Linked DNA regions of Homo sapiens: region 2 is linked to region 1. The links are chromatin loops, found by intact Hi-C in ENCODE. Cell type or tissue: endothelial cell of umbilical vein. All regions are shown on one strand.

The links. Hi-C counts contacts between places; a loop is a spot of excess contacts. Peaks named below come from ENCODE experiments on the same cell type or tissue, not always from the same donor. Only the 100,000 strongest peaks of a DNase experiment are listed, where the experiment ranks them.
Region 2: a loop joins it to region 1, with 4 times the contacts of the local background. A loop is called at or near these places in 1 of 110 quality-filtered maps.

What each region holds. Positions count from the first base shown.
Region 1 is chr9:14,270,351-14,272,850 of GRCh38, reverse strand. The region is part of intron 2 of NFIB (nuclear factor I B); the gene reads left to right. Among named protein-coding and RNA genes, the nearest start is that of NFIB, 43 kb to the left of the region's middle. In endothelial cell of umbilical vein, no CTCF peak of the experiment used is centred here; DNase peaks (open chromatin) are centred at 1,480 and 2,060; H3K27ac peaks cover 967 bases.
Region 2 is chr9:14,399,319-14,401,818 of GRCh38, reverse strand. It overlaps a transcript of NFIB not described here. Among named protein-coding and RNA genes, the nearest start is that of TRH-GTG1-6, 33 kb to the left of the region's middle. In endothelial cell of umbilical vein, a CTCF peak has its summit at 1,033 (motif pointing right); a DNase peak (open chromatin) is centred at 1,038; H3K27ac peaks cover 1,431 bases.

The DNA.
Region 1 (2,500 bases):
GAAAAGACTAATTGTATTGCTTCCTGAGATTTGCTTTCATAATATATTAAACCTCAAAGGATTTAAAAATGTAGCATGTTCTGTTTTAAAATTAACTCTTCTGGGGGTTTTGCTTTTATAAAAAGATAGAATTTTTTTTTTTTTTTTTTTTTTTTTTTGCGAGAATTGATTATAGCTGTTGCTACTGTGGATGACTTTCCTGGAGGTAGAAGATAAAGTGGAGCAGGCCGATGTTATTTAGCAAGAGTCATATGCTTTCATAGAAGGATTTATGTTTTATGAAACTGGCAGCACAAATGCTAGAAAAGAATTTAAAAAGTTCTTTTAATACTAAAGATATTGCAGGAAGATGAAGAGGCTTTAAATTTATAGCTGCAAACATTTTCAGTAGGAGTGTTTTTAAATGATAGCATTTTATGATTCATGCAAATATCATGTTATAATTTATTTCCTTTAAAATAATGGCAAGGAAAAATGTCATGGCTCTATTGCATGGGTCATCATCCTATTAAGTCATGTTCTATTTAAAATAATTTTACCTTTATTAAAATTTACTTGCATTTTAAAATTACGACAAAAAGCCAGATTGAAAAATTGGGAGTAAGATATTTTAACATGTATGCTATAGTTGCAAGTTCCAGAAATATGTGGGGGAAAAAAGAGGTTAGTAGCTATTTTAAGTTTGTTCAAAACGTATAATGGAAACTTGCGCCTTTTAATAGTATGAAATATTAGCAAAATGTTACTGATCACGAGATATACTGTTACATGTCTGACTATTAAATGTAATTTTTTAATGGCCACTGGATGGAATTTGCCTTTTAAAAATACTAGTCTTATGCACTCATGGTTAGGAAATGCAATAACTTCATGACAAGTTTTTATTTTTACTTCTAAGGTATTTCTTTGCTAAAGTTATTAGCACCCTTAAAATATTCTTTTGTACCTAGGGACAAAAATTCTCTACCCAGAGTTCTTATGAGTGTTTTTAAGATGGACCAGATGACACAGGGTCACGTTCATTGTGGGCAGTATGTTTTGTTTTGCTCTGTGAAATGGCTTTGTATAGAGTTTTAGTTTTTCTAAATAAATTATTATTCAACCTTACAGTGTTTTCCATGAGGTTCCCTAATCCCTGACTTTATCTCATTTTGCTCCATGTAACAGCAGTGTGGTTATCTGGCCAACCACCTCATCCCTCTTCGTCAGTTTCACTTGGAAAGATAGGATCCATATTTCCAGTCTCTGAAAGGTGGAAGCATGTGTTTCGTCCAGCTGAGTCTCTTGGTCTGATTTTTTTCCCGGTCCTAATACATGTTTATTCCTACATGTGACAAATCTGCAGTCGTGTTTTCTTTCTGAGTTATAATGACTCAGATGTCATAATTAATTTGATGAGCAGGTGGGGGTTATTAGCCTTGTGCTTCACTTGCTAATAGCTGCACAGTTTTTCTAAAGTACTCTTTCAACTAAGGAGGCATTTCTTCACATAGAATAAACAGTACAGCACAAAAGCCTCAGTTAGATAACTATCCGTGGGCTTGAAAAGCTGCCAAGCAGATGTTGTTATTGGAGCTGGCCCAGGCGAGATTGGGCCAGGCAGATGCTCATGGGGAGGGGTGTGGGGAGGGAGGAGGAGAAGGGGGAGGAGAAGTAAGAGAGTAGAGGTTAGGGGGAGAGGGGGAGGTTCTATGGGACGCTGGTGCTTTCTTTGCAGGGGGTTGGGCCAGATTTTGTTGGGGTGGGAGGTCTCTTCTAATGAGCCACCTCCATGGTTATGGCCTCTGGTTGGTCTCTTAAAACATGCATACGTGAGAATGGGGATGGGGGTGGAGGAGACCCTCTCTAAATATCCACATGGGAGCGAATCTGAGTGTTCATCCAGCAGCCTGAGACTTCTGGTTTGCATTAGGGCGGCTGTGTGCAATTTTTGAAGGGCCTACGGAGACTCAGCTTCATACCTATCCACATATGTAATGGACATGACTGCCCTGACATTTACCAGAACTCATAGGTTCTGCTTTATTGCTATAAATTAGGTTGTGCAAATTTAAGACAAAATGCTGTTTTGTTTCCTGTCACCTCAATATGTAATTTTTCACTGAGCATTCCCTACTTATTAAAATGTTGCAAAGAGACACCTTACTTTTTAAAATTAAAATCAGTCTTGGAACATGTCAGATTTGTAGGAGGTAAATGTGTGGAAGGTTTAATCTAAGCTGATGTTGTTTCTGTCCTCTGCCTTTTTTTTTTTTTTTTTTTTTTTTTTTTGTGATCTAAGGCTTTTTAGAACTCATCTCTCACTCCCCTTCACTAGATTAAATTCTGTAATCTCATTTTTCTTTGAGCTGATCTCAAGCCAATGGTCTGGGGATTTTATAGCCAAGGGATAATTTTTGATAATGGGCTATTAAAACACTTGCAGCTCCTACCCTGTCTTTCAAATTAGCATGTGCACAGATTGCCTTTCTGGGGAAAAAGTCTTTCCCTTGGCAATAAG
Region 2 (2,500 bases), 130 kb before region 1:
TTCTGTATAACTCATGACCTAAGCTTACTATTACAAAGCCTAGGATGTGCCTCCCATAAGAGATAAGATTAAAATGACATGGAGATGGGCACTGGTGGGAGGCCCAAAAAGTACTCAGCATCACTGCTTATTTCCAATTAAAACTAGTGTTTCTAATTAAACACTAGACCACTAGGCTCTGTTTAGATCCACGGTACAGAAATTGCATTCCTAAAAGCAACATAAGGGAATATAGAATACTTAACTTTCAAAGTAAGTCAATAAATACTTGTTGAGTAACTATTTATAGGATAGGAACTGTACTAGGTGCCAAGAAGATGACTTGAGTAAGATAGACGCTGCCCTAGGTTTCTTGTAGCTTCCAGGCCGATGGTGAACTGGTATTTCCCAATGATGGATAGTACTGTGCTTAGAAAACTAAGACCCCAGAGATTGGAAGCAAGGCCTCACGAGGACAAAATTTCACAAACCCAGTGTCTGTGCCACAAGATTGATTTCAGTTAGAAAATAGAGCAGGTAGAAGAGAGATTGACAAAAGTTGAACAGATTCAGGACATTGACTCAGTGAATGTCAAGAGGCTGATTGATCCCTAGTGTGGTACTGCTGAAAGCTATTGAGGTTGTCAATGGGTAGACACACAATGAGCCTTTTCAAGTAGTTTATTCTCCAATGAGCCTTTTGATAAAGACTTGGAATTGTCTGTCATATCTATTGAGCATCTACTTAACCACTACTTCTTGGAACTTGTGTCATCCTAAGTAGAAATCCACCTACATAATATTCTGTCCCTTCTTGGGATGATTAGAAAAACATTCCTGGTTATGAGGGTGAAATATCAAAGAGGGTGAAAAACTGAGGCTACTCTGGCCCGAGGAGTGGTCGCTGATTGGCTACTTCGGAAGTGGCTCACCAGAAAGGCCTTTGCCAAGCCATTGCCTCCTCCCTACGCCAGTGATGCAATATCACCCCACCAGAATGTTTTGTTCTCCAAGACCCTTGTTTCAATGGGTACATCCCATTAGCAAGGCCAGCAGATGTCAGTCCTGATCCACTTTTTCTCAATAATGAACGAGGAGGAAGAGCCTATCGCTTTCCCAATCACTGCCTTCCATTTGCTGGCTTTTCTTCTTCCTGAGATGGAGGCCTCCTGCTTGGTTTGCTTTGTTAATATTTGCATTATTCAATAGTTATTATGTGATAAGCATGTTGTTTGCTTTCGATTTTGGTTGGTTTATTTTCTTGTGCTTTTATTCTTAGCTGGTGGCTTAACTTGAGTTACAGCTGTGACCTGTATATTACTCAGCATGGATAGAATGTATGTTTTTACAGCTTCTTACCTGATGCCTCAACAATCCAAAGTTGGGTCAAAAAAACAAAACAAAACAAAATTTAACGGGAAAAACATGTAGCTTTTATTCTGCAAAGTCATCTCCTTGGTGTCAGCCTTGGATATATCCCTTTTAGAATGAAGAGGCTTAGGCTTGCAAGTACTTCAGCAAACATCGTTTCTGAATGCACATATTTTTAGCTTTCTGATTAAGAAGTAGTAGGATCCCTGTGCATTTACTGAGTGGGAATCTTATCCTTGAGTTAAGACATTTTATGTTTAAAGATTAAGTAATTTATCATAAGTGCATATGGAACGATTTTAAGTAAACAGAACATAAAGCTACTGTTGAGAATGCATTCTGCTGCTTGCAATACACTATTCATTATGAAGACATGCTTTAAAATTGCTATTGAAGTTTTAAAGTCCAGGACTTACTAGTGAAGAAAAATGTGTGTTTTTGCCTTTGATCTAGTATTGTTTGTTACAGCTGATTAGCTGTTACGTACTCCAAGGTAAAATTGTCATGTAAGATGATTTCAACATGTTATAAAAGAATCTGAACATTGAGAGATGGCCAGGGACAAGAGTGCATTTGGGCAATACTCTGTGGCTTAAGTTAAATGTCACATACTTATTTTACCAAGTTGCTTAACTCAAACCACAAGAACTTTCTTGATTTATTAAGAATAGCAATACAACCTAGAAGATATATGCAACTTTTAAACAACTCTCACTGAATATTGCAGTATTTTATTTCTTTCAAAGTAAAGACTATAATAACCAGATGCCTAATGCTGACTTTTTTATTTTTCACTTGAACATGACTTCTGGCTTTCAAGAATTTTAAAATCAAATCTAAGTAAACTTAACTCTTCTGGGGGCAGGGAGACAAAATCAATCATTATTTATAATTCTTTGCAACGTTAAAAATTAAAAACCAAAGGGTAGGTATTTGTAATTTTTTATTTCAAGCTGTTATTTTGATTACTTGCAAATTTTTTGCCTATTTTTAACTAAAAGAGAGACTCACTAATAAAAATACATTTATACCAAAAAAAGTATTCATATAAAACATCTTTTCATACTTTATTTAGAATTCCTGTGTTAATGTCAGCTGCAAAATTAAGAACAAAGCAAAGATAATTTCAGAAGACTTGTCTTGGCCTATA